Linked DNA regions of Mus musculus: region 1 is linked to region 2. The links are chromatin loops, found by intact Hi-C in ENCODE. Cell type or tissue: heart. All regions are shown on one strand. Links, peaks and the distances in the headings refer to the core of each region. The heading gives the core; the rest is flanking DNA.

Region 1 (8,330 bases), core at 193-8,192, 150 kb before region 2:
AAATAAAAGCATTACATCAGCCCTGTTCCAGAGAAATGCATTGTGAGGCCTGCACATAAGCCACAGAGTGAGATTTAAAGTTTTCTAGTAGTTACACTTTTAAAACATTATGTATGTACACACACAGCACACATACATGCATATGCACACAAACACACACACACACACATGCACACACACATGCATATGCACACAAACACACACGCACACACACGCACGCACGCACACACACACGCAAGCACACGCACACCACATTCCACACGTGAGATCAGGGAACAACCCACAGAGCTAGTTCTCTCCTTTTACCAGGAGGGGCTTGGGGACTGAAGTTAGGTCATGATGCTTGGCAGCCAGTGCCTTTATCAGCTGAGCCGTCTTGTCAACTTAGCTGCATTTAAATAAAGTGATGAAAGGCCTATATGTTTTAATATTAAATTTTACCATGTGATCAAAGTAAAATTATTGCCTTTTCCTGTTCTTTTTGGTACTCAGTCTTTAAAATCTACTTTGCATATTATGTTTAAAGCGCCAGCCATTCAGAGTAACCACAATACAAGTGCTTATTGCAATCAAATGAAGCTTAGCTTAAGGGTACCATATTCTACACTGGAGGTCTGTAAAGTTCAAAGACAATGCTCTCTTGTCCATTGCTGATGGGTGGGATATACACTATTGGTTAGTTTTATGTCAACTAGACACAAGCAAGAGTCATTTGGAAGAGGGACTCTCTGTTGAGAGAATGCCTCCTTCAGATTGCTGTAGGCAAGTCTGTAGTGCCATTTTGCTTTTGATTACTTGATGTGGGTAGTCGATGCTGTGAGGTGTGGGTGTGTGGCATGCCACTTCCAGGCAAGTGGTCCTGAGCTGTAAAGAAGCTCTGAGCAAGCCACGAGGAGGAGGCAAGCACGAGCAGAGATCCACCAAGGCCTCTGCTTCAGCTCCTGCCCCTTCATGATGGGCTGTGATCAAGATGACCAAACGGAAGTAAATCTTTCCCTCCCTAAGCTGCTTTTCGTCATGAGATTTAACCCAGCAATAGAAACCTTTACTATACCCTGCACTCATAATGAATCCCTAAACTCCTAAGGAAAGAAAAAGTAGAAATATATCTATGACAAAACTGTGCAAGGGGTTATTCTCTTGATAAACTGCAGGTTACTGCCCCTACTCCTGTACTTGTTCTTTGGTTTCAGGACTGGCCACAGGTGTGAGAAATTACATTGTTAAGGGGACATACAACTTCATTCAAGGAGCAATATAAAATAAATAACAAATTTCGAGTCATACAAAGGGAAGGGTAAGGGGCTGGGGTGGAGAGATGGCTCATCAGATAAGAGCACTGACTGCTCTTTCAGAGGTCCTGAGATCAGTTCCCAGCAACCACATGTGGCTCCCTATCATCTGTAATGGGATCTGATGCCCTCTTCTGGTGTGTCTGAAGATATATATATACATATATACATATATATACATACACGCACATATATAGATATAATACAATATATATACACATGTATGTATGTATATATATATATATAAATATATAATTTTTTAAAAAGTGGAAGGTAAAATTTCTATCATTTTGGATAGTGCAAAATATTTGTTAACAGACATAAGACAATTTCTCTCCTGAAATCCTATGACTACATTAAATGTGAATTACAAGAAGTCATTTCCCAGCAGTGTTAGCTTGACAATTTAAACACATGTGTTTTCTCACTCTCTCTCCACACACACATGCACACACACTCTCTCTCTCTCTCACAATACACACATGCTTACACACATTCTCTCACACACACATACTTACACACACACTCACACACATACACTCGCACACCACACTACGCTCACATACCCACATGCATGCACCACACACACACACACACACACACACACTCAGCAACAGCTAAAGAATGACTTTAATTTCCAGCAGGGAAAACTCTCAGGCTCAGTGGCTTTGGGGAGTGGGAGCTGCAACCCAGAAATCTTTTCCTGGGAGTAGAATTGTATTAAACGCTGAAATTAACTTTTGTTTATTGAGCATTTCCATGATCATAGCTCAGATCCAGTGGCCACATCATCTTTGAAGCTGCAGATAAGTTCTGTGTCTTATGGTCTTCTGAACTGGGCTTGTTCACGGTGGTAAGTAACGATGTGTGGCTGTTGAGAATGTTTTCCCTTCCTTCCTTCCTTTCTTTTCTTTTTTTTTTTTTCTTTTTTTTGAGCCTCAGAGACTTCATTTGTGTCACAGAAACATTACTGTCTGTCTTCAGAGGTTGTTGTAAAGGTAAAGTGTGACCATGAGAGTGCCATGCCTGAAGCAGACTAGTGCCATCCTCCTGCAGCTTTCTGGAGGATGCTAAGTGAGATTCAGCTGTTCTGGTCAGTGTTTGCTGTAATGCCATGAATAGTAATGTTATCGCCTTGTAACAAAAGACTTTTTGGTGAAAGCAATAACCCAGTGAATGCACTCAGTCTTTTGGTTAGTAACCTAGATGCAGCTTAGAGGAGCACATGGACTTAAGGCAATCATGGCTTCCTCTGGGGCTGGGGGCTCATTTGAAGGTCTAACCAGAGAAGGTCAATTGCTCTCAACTGCTAAGTCATTTCCTCAGCTCCATGATAATAGGCTTTCCTTAAAAAACAGTGTATAATGCCCAAACAATGGAAAATGCATAAAGTTTTGGGGATTTAAAACTCTCCTCAGTGTTCTTAGATCTCAGGATGAAATGTCTTCTCTGCTCCTCCAGTGGCTCCAGGAACTACCATCCTGAGAATCACCCCCCCCAGTTTATTAGAAATGCAGACCTGTTGAGTGGAAGTGAGCTTTATAACGGGGTCGCCAAGCCTGCCTGATACATTTTGGAGTTTGAGAAGCAACGGTCGTATTTCACTGTCAACAATGAAAAAAAGTTTTCTCCTAAGAACCGGTTCTTCAAACTTTTTTCTTCCATCTAGGCTCTGGGGAGATGGTGACTCTCTCATCCCCGCAGGATGCAGGAAGAAAGGGAAACCGGCCGAGAGAAGAGCCGGGGCAGTTAAGAATTCCTCGCAATTTGACCCCTGAGGCAGCAAAAACTGGATCCGCCGGACCTTTGTAACCTGGACCGTGGAGGAGAGCTCAGGCGGCCACATTCAACTGTGAGCGTGCAGAACTTGGCTGAGCTCTCTGGCCTGGGAGGGCGGGGGCGTGGCTGGGCCGGCGAGAGGGCGTGGCCGGCGCCGAGAGGCGGGGTCTGACCGAGGCCGCGGGGCAGCAACGTCGCTGGGCAGCGGAGCGGCGGCCGCGCCATGTGGCTGCTGGGGCCGCTGTGCCTGCTGCTGAGCAGCACTGCGGGTGAGTGGGGGGCGCGTGACGCGCTTCACCGAGCGCCGGGCGCGGGGGCTGCCTCGATCGTCCCTGCTCCGCGCGCGGGCCTGGGCTGCGGGCGTGGGTGTGCGCGAAGGGCGGACCTCGGCGCCGGGCTGGCCGGGACCCCGCGAGGGGCCGCGGCGGGGCGCGCGCCGCGCTATTGTGTGGGCCGGCGCACCGGGTGCTGTTGTCGTGTGTGTGCGCGGGCGGAGCTTTGTGCGGCGCCGGCTCCCTAGAGCCGGGCGGCCGCCCGGATTGGGCGTAGTTCGAGTGTGGCTCTGTGTGCTGGGAACCGAGGAGGGAAAGGAGAGGACTCCACTCTTGATTTCGGGTCTTCCCGGATTCCCTCAGCCTTTAACATACACTTTTCTGCCTCAGTTTCCCATCTACGCTCTCCCCGCATCTGCATCCCAGCTTCCTTTCTCTTCTTCCCTGGACCGTGTCTGGTTTGGGAATAGCGAGATGCAGTAGGGAATGGACATGGAAATCATTCGTTCATCCTGGGAGCAGATCTTTTACTTCTGTCGTCTGTCGAAGATGCCTTAACCTTCAGGGAGCAGGGAAGGAAAAGAGGACCGGGGCTTCCTCTAACGGCCGTTGGTCCCTGCATCTCAGAGCGCGTGCATCCTGAGACCCGCAGGGTCCCTCCCAGACAGAGTGCTGTTCCCAGGAACTTTTCTGCTGATGTGGGCACGCTCCGAATTCCAGCTTGGAGCCCTTCCCCTCTGCCTCTGCCCGCTGGCCACAGCTGTCAGCAGCCCCTCCACAGCTCTGCCCGCCCTTGGCCCCTGATGCTTATTTCTGGGCAGCTGATGCTCACAGAACTTTCTTTACTGAAGATTTCATGCTCTGTGGCCGTATCATTCACACGTCTAATTTATGTCGGATTTTTCCAAATACTTCCAGAAAACTTGGCTGCTGCGTTGTGTTTGTTGTGAGGGAAGTCAAAACCTTTCTGAGCTACCCCTTGCAGATGTCCAGCAACCCTCCCTTCCTAGAAGTTGCAAGTCCTGTGCATCCTCTCAAATGACTGGCCAGCGGGACCTCCCCCTCCCCCATCATCCCCACTCCTCTGAGACTCCATTTAAATGTCTTGTGGGCTTGCTCAGTTTCCAGTGAGGGGTTAGGCTCCTGTGGCTGCTGTAGGTTTTTTTTAAAACCAAGACTGAGGGTTTGTGTTCTGTTTGTCTGGAGTTATGGGGATTGGGGGGAGGGGGTTGTGGAGAAGGAAGGGAGGGCAAAGTGAATTAGGCAGCTATAAGCAGGTGCAAGTTATTTGGAGGTTGTTAGAGCAGGCTCAGTTCCAGGGCATCTCAGACATGAAGATCTGCCCGGATTCACACATTTAATTCACATAGCAATGGCATGTCCCTTGGTAACACCCCAGCTGGCTCCTCTGTGTGTTCTCTGCTTAGGACCAGTGGACACTAATTATCACATCTTCTTGTTGTACTGGGTCGCATGAGTTGAGTTCACAAAAAATTATATGTTTCTCCCTTTCAGCAATGGTTATTTAATATGCCTGTGGACGTATACCATAGAGCAAGGAAGTGCAGTAGTCACCGTGAGCCATAGTTGGGGTAGGGGAGGGACCGCCAGTGTTCCTTGGCTGAAGTTAGCTGTGGCTTTGGATTACTGAACTTGCTTTAGGACCTTTAGGTGGCTTGAAGCCTTTCCCTGTTACACTAAGGATCATCTTTTAAGTGTGAACTATGTCTTGAACCAAGTGTTGTAGGAAACAAGGGTTGGTTGTTGAGCCAACATCTCCCTTCCTAGTCCTCAATCCTTCCCTGAGAAGTTGCTAATACCAGAGAGGTTGTAGAGCCCAGGACTTTGGAAGGTTTCCTGTAGAGGAAACCTGGGCTCTGAGTTGAGTATTAAGTCCAAGACTTGGGCCTTTAAGATTGTGGCTGTTACTATTTTCTCATGTATCCTGTCTGGCAGCGCAGATCACTTCAGAGTTACATCACGTTGTCTGATGCCCCATTTTCTGGCACCTGGATGCTGCACGTGGTGGGCTTAAGTGTGTGAGTCTTTAGATAATTCTAAAGCGGGTGTGAAAATGAGTGGTTGGTTGCTGCATCCTCTCCTTCTCTGGCTAGCTTTTGGTAAGACCCCTGAACATCTCAGGGAAGAGGCTTGGTTTCCCTTCCTCCTACTAGAAGCAGTGTGCCTATTAACCTTTCTTCTTGAAGAATCTGCTTCTCGGCCTGAGCTGTGGGTGGGTTTTGTTTATTTTTTTTTAACTAGTTGAGTAGTTGCAAGTAGTCTAGCCTAGCCTAGCCTAGCCTAGCCCCACCCAACGGGGTAGATGAGACTGCTCAGAAGTACAAATAAACACACCTTGTTCCTTTTCATCTTCAAAGGATTGTCTTTGGGGCTCCCTCCTGGGGTGTGAGGTGGCTTTTGTTTTGGTTTTTGGTTTTCCTGATAGCCCACTAGATCGAGCATTTAATTTCTGTGGAGGAGGAAGCAGATGGAGATTTGAATGGTAGATGGCAAGTTGGTTAATTCCTGGTCTTAAACCCTACCCTATGCAGGGTTAAGTTAGTAGTGGGCTTGTGTGTTGCCACCGCTGTTTGGCTGTTGCTGTTTCTGTTTTGGTTTATTGATGAAGAGTTTCTGTAACCCAGGCTGGCCTCTAACTATTATCCTTGAGCTAGATATGTAGTTGAGGCTATCTTCCTGAAACTTGCTCAAGTACTGAGATTACAGGACCCACCCACCCTATTCCTGTGATGTTGGGAATAAAGGAGGGCTTCACTCTAGCTAGGGAAGTGCCCGTGGCTAAGTGGGGCATTCTTAAGTCCAACAGTTCTGAAACAGTTGAGAATTTTGGATCAGGAAATTATGCGATTTGATGATACTGTATAAAAAAGCCTTGTCCTTTTGCATAGGGAGGTTAGGGGACTCCAGGATGTGTGACCCAAGTCACTACTTGAGATGTCCATCTTGCCACTGAAAACAGCTGACCTTCTCCACTTTTTCCAGAGCTCAGGTAGCAAGGAGCAGGCAGCATGTCATTCCGTGGTTCCCAAGAGACTGATGGCTCTCCAGGGCACCGTGGTGTCAATGGAACCTAGATTCTAACCCAGGCTTTTCTCAGAACCCTTTCCTGGCTTCTCTTGCTAATACCGGCTTGATGGAAATTGCTACCGGGTCTGTTCTGCCAGAGACTTTTGTGATTTTAAAACAACCACCGCAGAGTTTGCCCATGGCCGCCGTTTACTTCTTCAAATCTGTTCATTTTATGGATAACACCCAGAACTCAGTGGTCCCTGAAGAGCTCACAAGTGTTCATGGAGAATAGTTCCAATAAATCTCAGTCTTTATGTGGAGATGTAGGGTAGTCTCAGTAACCTCACCTCTCCCATGCATGAAGGTGAGAATCTTGACAAGAAGACACTCTAGGCCAGACACTACTGCTGATCTCAGTAGTACCAACCTTAGGGTGCTTACTGGTCGGGCTTTATATTTGTGTTTCTAACTTTTCTTATATGTTTATCATTTTGTATAAATGTAAATGAGAAGATGTGCTATGTACACATCTTAGAGGGTTGGAGTTGTATTAATTATGGGATACTTTCAGGGACAAATATGCTTATGGCTGTTGAGTTCCCTCCCTCCCTCCCTCCCTCCCTCCCTCCCTTCCTTCCTTCCTTCCTTCCTTCCTTCCTTCCTTCCTTCCTTCCTTCCTTCCTTTATCTTTCCTCTCTTTCTTTGAGATGTCTTCTACCCAGTGACCAACAAAGTGTTTTAAAGGCTGCACCTTTCTTGCATTGGAATGACTGTGAATAATCTACTCTCTCGGCTGCTAAGGAGAGAATTCTCTATTCTTTTTGCTGGGAGGGTGGCCCATGTACTTTGAAATTGCAACATTTGCTGGTCATATCATTTGCTAGGTGTTTAATATTGCTCACCAGAATGAGAAGACTCTAGAGTTGCTGTAACTGCTCATTGAAGAAAATTAGGACTGTGCAGGTTCCCATTGCTGCTTCCAGGAGTGAGGTTAGTCTAGTCTAGGGTTTCTTGGCCTTTAGAGCCACTGACATTTTAGAGTGAATTAGTCGTTTGTTGTATAGACTGCCCCATGTATGGTAATAATCGGTCATCTCTCTGGTTCCTACCAACTTGAAACGCTCCCGTGTAGTTAGCTGGGTGCCAGCCTTCCAGCTCTTCCTGTTGAGCATTGTTCCTGCCCACCCTAAAGATCTTTGCTGGATTACATTCTACTTCATCCTACTTGCCTCTAGGCATCTGAATCCACCCAAGTTCAAAGATGTAAAAATACACCCTTAACTAACACGTCCTTGGTGCGGACCTCTTCCCTCTCACTTTCCCCTCATGCTGTAGGAAAAACACTTGGAACTTTTGATTGCAGCTTCAGCTCCCCGGGAGAGACATCTGCCAGTAAAGCTGGTCACAGAGAGGCGGTAGTTGACACCAAAAGCTACCTGGCTCCATGAGTGTTAAGCTTGGGCTGTTCCTGTGCTCAGAGCCTGCAGGCTGAAGGAGAGCGTCTTGCCTGGTTTTTTTGTCTTGAGAAATGTTGAAATCTTAAACTGAAAGTCCCCTCCCTCCACTCCATAGAGCTGTGGTTCTCAGCTTCCTTCCCTCTCCATGAGTCCTTCTCCAGTATCAAAAGCCTGTACAACTTGGGACAGTTCTGCATATTGCTGGGAAATTATCTATGCTCATGGCTAGGTGGTTTCCTGAAGTTTTTGCTGTATACTTTAAAGTCCCTTTAGAGTTCCATTCTGTGTGGCTTTATACACTGAAGTTCCTTTAAGACTCTTCCCCCACAGCCGTCCTTTTCTTTGGTCTCCAGACTTCCTTGAGGTCTTTTCCTTCCTCTTCTCCTCAGATGAGCCATATAACTGGTGAACTCCTGCCTCCTTTGATGCTTGAATCTGCAGGATGAAGAAAGTAGGTTCCCAAAAGGGAATGCGGGGCTTCCGTCCAGGCACATTTGTCT
Region 2 (8,330 bases), core at 151-8,150:
AAAGAAAAGAAAAAGCATAAGGCCAGATGCCTTAGATGCCTTATTATGCCATAAACTCAGGCCACGTCCCCGTTTGCCTGGAGATGCTTAGGCTTCGGACGTGCTCTATGGCCTCACATCAGAAGTAGCAGTAGCAACAGCAGCATTGAGATAATAAATTGGTGACGGTGCCTCGACTTCTAACCACATCTGAGTCACCACGCTGGCTTCTTAATTAGGTCGCCCACTTGCGCCTTGTCTGACTCATAGCCGTCCATATAACTTGCCTTCTCTTTACACATTGGGGTGCTTAGGTTCAGAAGGGTCACACCCTGCCCAAGATCACACAGCTTGTCACACATTCACGCTCATTCCAAAGCCCATGCTTGGACGCACTTGCCTGTCACGCTTACATTTTACATCTGCCTGCAGGTGTCTAAAGCACACACTTGCCTTGCTTTTGCTACCTCGAAGGTCTGGGTGGGGTGTTTTAGTGCCCTTCAAAAATATATCAGAATGTGTCCAGCTGTTTCCCCATGTGTTGGAGGAAGGAGAAGTATCCGAGGTAGCAGAGAGCTGGAGTTCCTTGCTGTTACATATTGATAGCAGAAGGCTTTTTATTTAAAGGAAATTGAGACCAATTATATGGCTTGCAATTAAACTCAGAAAGGGAATTGAAAGATGGAGAATTAATTTCCTGTTTGTTTGTGATACAGTATCTAGGCAAACAGTTAATCAGCACTTGTATCAACACCCACCCCATAGGGCTCAGCCCTGTAAGTGCAGCCTCCTCTGCCTCCCCCGAGAACACTGGTCCATCTTACACAGTTAGCACTGCCTTGCTCGGCCTTGCTCTGTGCCAGGTGCTTGACAAATGCAGATTCCTAAGTCACCGTGCACAGATGCTCGGCTAGGGCCTGGGGGGTTGTGATGTCACAGAAATCATTACATCCTAAGAGCAGCAGCAGCAACACATAGCAGACACGTGTGGTCAGACTTACACAAAGAGCAGCTTCAGGTGTGATGGGCAGTAGTAGGCAGAGGCCAAGGTTGGCCCTGAGAGACCATGCTGGGCCTCCACTTTTATAACCAAATGAAGGACACGGAGGGCAAATGCCAAGTCCTGTGGAGCAAAACAGGCAGATTTGAGATTTCGCACAGGAGAGGTGATAAGACCTAGCAGTCTGCTTTGGAGGGAGAGAGAGGGAAGGATGGGGGAGGGAGCCCTGTCTTCAGATGCCCTGGTCACCATGGGGGAGAGGTTAAGTTCAAAGGTGCACTGTACAATTCTGGAGGCCTTCTATTCGCCTGTCCCTCTTGACTATGTCAAAGCCAGGGAGTCTGACTTGCAGGGGTGGTGGCTAAGGCTACTATGAACAGGAGCTGGTGTCTCGCTGCTTCTAAGAAGGCCAGAGGTATGAGGTCTGGAATTTCCTGTCAATACAGCCTTCATCTTCACATCCAGCATCCTGTGTCTCAGGCCAGAATGAAAATAACAAGGAGCCAGGAAGGGTCCCCAACCGTGCTGCAGACATGAGCCAACCCAGCCAGGAAGGGTCTCCAGCCATCCTGCGGACATGAGCCTACATCCAGCCAGGCTTGCCACAGGTCCACGGGGCTTTCTGGGCTTAGAGCCTGTAGATAATTCCCTTTTCTCAGTTCCCATCCCAAGTTCTATAAGCTCTGCCACCCCCTGCAGGTGGGTGTAAGCTGAGGTTGGGCACTTTGCCAGGACAGCAGCTGAGGCACAGAGTTCTGCCATATTTCCGTCACAGTGAGGCAGTTGGAGGCTGTGAAAGGAGGTACTTTGTGGTGGCAGGGACTTTTGTACCACCCTTGCCCCACCCCACAGTCTTCTCGCCTCCTTTGGGTCTTTGCTTGGTGAACTGTTTTAGGACCACTTTCTGCCAAAAGATGTTTCCTTTCCCAGCCTCCACCCACATTGGTTGATAGGATAACCATGGCTCGGCTTCCTGCAAGCCCACGTACTATGTTCATTTAGCTCACTGCAGAGCATGGAGACAGGCGGCAAATGGCAATCACAAGCATGTGAGTCGTGTAAGGAAAAGTGTAGGGCACAATAGGATAAGAGTGGAGTCCTCTAAGCAGAGGTTTGCAGTTTCAATCTGGAGGTGGGCAGGAGTCTGTGAAGAGGGAAGCGGCTGCTAGGTAGAGGGAACAGCAAGGTGAGGGAACCCCCATTGGAAGAGAGGAAGTGTGGGGATGCCTGCCTGTAGTGCCCACCTGGGTCAGGTGGGGGCTGGTCCTAGATACAGCGTACGATCCTGACCTACATCTCTAGGGTACTGGGAGGTCAGGAGTGGCCCAGAAGACATTTGGAAGGAAGAAGCAGATGCGCCTGAGCCAGGTGAGACCAGAAGGCATTACAGGGCTCTGGTGAGCTGTTTTGGTCTCACCACAAGCCTGCAAGGCCTTTCTGTAAGCCTGAGTTGGAGCTGAGGTTTCTCTCCAGCCCCCTCTACCACTCTGTTACTGCTCATTGCCCTCTACCGAAAGTCTGAGTGCTTAGACCATGCTAGGCACCTGTGATCGTTTGCATATGCTTGGCCCAGGGAGTGGCCCTATTAGAAAGTGTGGTCCTGTTGGAATAGGTATGGCCTTGTTGAAGTAGGTGTGTCACTGTGGGCGTGGGCTTAAGACCCTCACCCTAGCTGCCTGAAAGTCAGTGTTCTGCTAGCAGTCTCCAGATGAAGATATAGAACTCTCAGTTCCTCCTGCGCCACGCCTGCCTGGAAGGTCTCATCTTGATGATAATGGACTGAACCTCTCAACCTGTGAGCCAGGCCCGATTAAATGTTGTTCTTATAAGAGTTGCCTTGGTCATGGTGTCTGTTCACAGCAGTAAAACCCCAATTAAGACAGCACCCTGAGTGGTGCTTCTTGTGACTCACCCCCTGTGCCTCTCACTGCTGCTGATTAGGAGCTTCTGTGGCTACGCTATGCTGTGGTATCATTGCACCACTCCTGGGGACTGTCAGCTCTGGAGTCTGAAATGCATTGTTCTCTGAATTTTAATCAAAGCACTTGATCTCCTGTTCTTCCAGTGTCAAGACTCCAGCATCCCAGATCATCCACCCCGTTGACTAGACAGAAACTTCTACCTGTGCTCCATCAGCCCTGGCTTCTCTCAGGATGCTCTTGTCTGACTTTGTCCCACCACAAGTGGGCCCAGTGGATCTCAGTGCACATGGATGGGAGGCTGTGCCTGTTACAGTGCTTGGATGAGGGATGCTTGCATTTTACACAAGGAATTACAGTGAAATGAGAGGCAGCTTGCAAGCAAGTTTTGGCCATGGGGGTTGGGGACGCTTTTCCTCTGTAATGTCCTCCCGCCTCTGGCCTTCTCAGATAGGGCAGGATTGGTATTTCTCTGTAAGGGAAGAAGTTGTATCATGAATGACAGTAGTTGGGTCCTGAAATTAACCAGTCATAAAGTAAATAAATACATTGGTTACTTTGGGGCCAAAGGACAATATACCAAACCAAGAAACAGCACCAAGTTTTTTTATGCTTAGCTTTTCTGAGTGAAATAGTATTGCTATTACTGGGGACAATCTGCCCTTTTTAAAGGACTGTGGTATAATACACAGCACACGGAATCTTCCATCTTCCGTGGTTTGTTTGTTTGTTTGTTTTGAGACAGGGTTTCTCTCTGTAGCCTTGGCTGTCCTAGAACTCACTTTATAGACCAGGCTGGCCTCGAACTCAGAGATCCGCCTGCCTCTGCCTCCCAAGTGTTGGGATTAAAGGCGTGCACCATCACACCTGGCCTTCCTTGGTTTTGAGGTGCAGCTCACCAGTGCAGAATACCGACTCCACTGGCTTACTCACATTTTGAATCCAGAAGAGAATGCCCAGATGTGTGTCAGGTCAGAACAGAAAATGAAAACAACTGTCTCTGGGCTGTAGAATCTGGAGTGTTTACGGAGGCTGCATGGTTTGTACCACAAATCTTGTCTCAGTGAACCCACCTGGGCCTGGAGCAGGGTGGGTGAAGGGAGGCAGGCACATCTGCATGGTTTGGAGCATGTTCTTGCGCCATCTAGTGTCCTTGGGGGCCTTAATCTAGCGGCTCCCGAGGCAGCTGGATTTCCCTGGCTCTGGGAGGAGGCTGCATAAAATCCCAGTGGCTTGAAAAGCGCACCAGGGAGATGTTTGTCTTTTTAGATCATTTGGATTTTTTTTTTCTTTCCCCAGCTCTGATCCCAGGGAAATTTGCAACTAAAATTGTGTTTCATTAACAGTCAGAACAGTTTGTCCCTTTGAAGCTCAGACAGGGTGAGATTAATATGAACCCGATATTAAGCTATTAAGCATCAATTTGGCAAACCTATTTATAAAAGAGCTGGAGATAGAAAATAAAGAAAGTCACATTAAGAGGCTTGTCTGCCAAATCCACTCTCTATTCTGAAAGATGTGACTTAGTAACCAGTCTCTGTGTGAGAAAGAAAATTGTGTGCGTGGGTGTGTGTGCGTGTGGGGTGGGTGGGGGTGCTTGTGTGGGTGTATCGACTGAGCATGGCTTTTGATGACAGGCACTTACTCTGATACTGCCATTGCCCCTAAATGGTGTCCCAGCCAATGTAGACTGACTCCGTATTGCAGCCTTGCTGTGAAACAGCTGGAAAGTGACTGAAAATGTCTTGCCACCACAGTGAAGACACAGCCACCCCAATGTCACAGCACGGTGCATTGTTCACGTGCTTGTGAGGATGTTGACAGGGTTAGGTGTAGAAACACGTGGCACCATGCAATAGTGTGCCAGTCAGTGACAATAATAAACAACTGCTACTGGCTTCTGTCTGTGTTGGCTCTACTTCTGTTTCAGGGCGAATTCCTGCTCCTCACACAGTTTATTGTGGAGCAGGATGTTGTTGGGCCAGCAGCAGCAGCCTCATACGGCCTGTGTGTGCCATGCCTTTTGAATGCATCATTTTCTCCTGTGCCTGATTTAATCCCTTGGTGTTGTGTTCACTGTGCCTGTAGAAGGAAGACGCTGTGCCACATATCAATGATATGCAGCCCAGATGCCAGAGGACTCCACCATCTGGGTGTGCGCAGAGGCACAGTATCATGTTCACAGGACAATGCAGTTCTTGTAATGAACTGTCATTAAGCCTTGGAGTAGTAAAATAATTAACTATTCATTATGGCTCGTCTGTTATACAGTGTCATGTGCCCAAGTACTGGATACTTTGCATTTAATCCACACAATGGTCCAAAAGAGTACATGTTTTTATTCCCCACTTTACAGGGAACAGAGGCAATGAATGGTCAAGGATTTTACCACAAGTTGCAAGCCCACTGTTAATATTCTGTCCAGATGATGGTGTTTGCACCTTCTGTCCTTTATCCTTGGAGCTTCCTGCTGCAGCTGCAGTTTTGTCACAGTTGTATGTCATATTTAGCTCTCAGTACCCACCTCCCCATGAACAGAGATGTCACTTATGGGACATGCTGTTGGTGCCTGTGTTTGGAGTTCCTGTATCACACACAGGCTGGGAGAGGATGTATGAATGGAGGGAAGATGGCAGCTCAGGGATGCCAGGTCTCCCTGTCCCTGGCTCCCCTGCTTTGTGACCTGGACAAGTGACTTTCTCCCTAGAGCCTCAGAGCCGTTCCTATAGGATAACAAGATGGCTCTGTTGGCGTGCTGATTTGTGTTCTTTGTGAGAGGATGGACAGGCAGTGGTTACAGTAGCACCATGTCAGTAACAACTCTCAGGCACCCTGAGTTGTGCCCCTATATTTGCCCCTTTGGAAAGTAGGATTGTCCAACTCCGGTAGACAGGATTGGTTCTGGTGAGCAACACTGAGAGTGGAGGGCGTTTGGCTTTACCACCTCTTCACTTTCAAGTTCCCTTGCACTCATGGAAAGCATATGTGTGTGCATACAGCCACATGCATATTGACCTTGATAATTTATTTTTATCTTGTGTGTTTCTGTGCATGTGTATGTGCAAGTGCATGTGTTTGTGTGGAGGCCAAGGACAGCCTTGGACTTGTTTCCTCCTCATCTACAGCCTTTTTCTTTTGTTGTTGTTGTTTGGTTTTTGTTTGCTTGCTTTTTCAGACAGGGTTTTACTATGTAGGCTTGGCTAGCCTGGAGCTTGATATGTATGCCAGGCTGCCTTCAAATGCACAGAGATCCACCTGCCTGGACTGCTGGGATTAAAGGCATGTGCCGGCTGGAGAGGTGGCTCAGTGGTTAAAAATAGTGTCTGCTCTTCCAGAGGTCCTGAGTTCAGTTCCCAGCACCCACATAGCTGACAATCATCTGTAATGGGATCTGATGCCCTCTTCTGGTGTGTCTGAAGACAGAACATTCATGTACATAAAATACATAAATAAATCTTTTTTTAGAAAGCATGTACCAGCACACCGTGCTCCATCTCATTTTCCAATACAGGGTTTCACTGGTAGCTGGAGTGCAGCAATTTCACTGGACTGACAAGCCAGCAATCCTGAGAATCATCTGTCTATGCCCTGTACACCTCCCCCCCACTGTCTATCCCCTGTACACCTCCCCCCCCACTGTCTATGCCCTGTACACCTCCCCACCCACTGTCTATCCCCTGTACACCTCCCCCCCCCACACACACACACACTATAGAGATTATATGTAAGTGCCACCTTACCAGGAATCCAACTCAGTTTTTCATGCCCGCACAAGCACTTTACTGTCAGAGTTAACACCTGGATATTTTTTGATTTAAGAACAAGGAGAATGGGGCTGGAGAGTTGGCTCAGCAGTTAGGAGTATGTGTTGCTCTTATAAAGGACCGAGTTCAATTCCCATCACCCACATGGAGGCTCACAAACATCTGTAACTCCAGACCCAGGTGATCCAGTGTGCTCTTCTGACCTCTTCAGGCATCAGGTATACATGTGGTGCACATACATATACTTAACAGACAAAACATCCATAGTCATGAAATTTAAAGAAGAAAATCTAAAAAAATTAAATAAATAAATAAATAAATAAATAACAAAAATAACAGTAGTAACAGCAGGACACCAGGCATTTGGGGACAACCATACACACATACCAAAAATAAAAAATATAAAAATTATAATAGTGTGCATATTATGTCCTTCAAGGCAAAATGATACAGTCAGCATTCCATGGAAACCGTGAGGAAATTCCAGTGAGCCTGGGTAATGAATGGCACGTATTACTCAGCCCTTGTTACTGCCATTTAAGATGTGTAAGGCATCAATGATAGTCCCCTTAACATGCAGCAGGTGCGCTGCTAAGTGCATCAACCTATTAACAAGCCGCTCATCAGTTTCTGTAAAGATGGAGCTCTCCAAACCATGCGATTTTTCCTGGCTCAGTCTTAGATTCTCACTCCAGGGGGTCCTCACTCTTTGCATGTCTGAGGGAAGTGATTTCTTAATCTGCAGGTATGCCGCTCTGGAGGGAGTTTTGCATATTATCTTCCCCCGTGTGCTGTAGGAAATGAATACTGGGCTCTGCTCAGGAAGCTCTCCTGGGCTCTCTGAGCGTGTGATGGAGGAGGCAGCCAGGCGTGTTTGCAAGCAGGAGCCCAGCCTTGCTTCCAGCAGAAGGTAGAGGTATCTGCTAATGATCTGAGTGAAGGATGGACTCATCTATTCCCTCTTGGGTTCGTTCTGTTACAGAAGTGCTGAACCTAATCCCAGGAACCTCCTGTCTTGCTGAAAATCAGCCATTTGATCTGGATCGAGAAGAGTAGGTCAGACTTGGCAATATGGTAGTGGATAGTGTGGACTCTCCGGGGCTCCCACAGGCACTATCTGCTGAGCACCAAGAGGTGTCAAAGATGAGGGGAGGGTTGGTCCTTTTCTCCATCTCCCCTTGCCTCTGGTCCCCTATTTTCTCCTGGCTTATTAATCCTGTGACCAGCCCTCAGCTTTCTGCATCCTTCTGTCTTAGTTTGTCATCTTCCCTTCCTCACACTTGCCTCTGTAAATGCAGAAAGACATGGAGATGCTGTTAGGTGGGACTGTGGGCTTTCTGAGCACCCACCTTCTTGGACCCTTCAGCCCAGGGAGGCAACCTCTCTTTCTTCTTCTTCTTCTTCTTCTTCTTCTTCTTCTTCTTCTTCTTCTTCCTCCTCCTCCTCCAAGTTGGGAGAAATAGAAAGTTGTACCTCTGAGTTCCACCCTGGCGCCATCTGATTCTTACAGGATTCATCACTGGCATGGCACCTTTCCCGTTGCAGCGTTTGGGGAAATCATGGAGACTTGACTTCTCTGACCCACAGGCCCTATGGGGAGGCAACACGTCTGACCTCATTCCTCTTCCTTCTTTCCATTCCCACCCTAAGCCTTTTCATTTATTTGAA

Evidence for each region. Hi-C counts contacts between places; a loop is a spot of excess contacts. Peaks named below come from ENCODE experiments on the same cell type or tissue, not always from the same donor. Only the 100,000 strongest peaks of a DNase experiment are listed, where the experiment ranks them.
Region 1: it touches region 2 in a loop (2.0-fold over the local background); 2 of 42 quality-filtered maps call a loop at or near these places.

What each region holds. Positions count from the first base shown.
Region 1 is chr2:102,181,290-102,189,619 of GRCm38, reverse strand. Ldlrad3 (low density lipoprotein receptor class A domain containing 3) reads left to right here and starts at 3,160. Exons shown (of 6, transcript NM_178886.3): 1 at 3,160-3,340. The coding sequence starts at 3,295. In heart, for the core only: no CTCF peak of the experiment used is centred there; DNase peaks (open chromatin) are centred at 3,299 and 3,899; H3K4me3 peaks cover 2,020 bases; H3K27ac peaks cover 1,480 bases.
Region 2 is chr2:102,026,550-102,034,879 of GRCm38, reverse strand. The region is part of intron 4 of Ldlrad3 (low density lipoprotein receptor class A domain containing 3); the gene reads left to right. Among named protein-coding and RNA genes, the nearest start is that of Gm39888, 39 kb to the right of the region's middle. In heart, for the core only: a CTCF peak has its summit at 4,048 (motif pointing left); a DNase peak (open chromatin) is centred at 4,029; H3K27ac peaks cover 431 bases.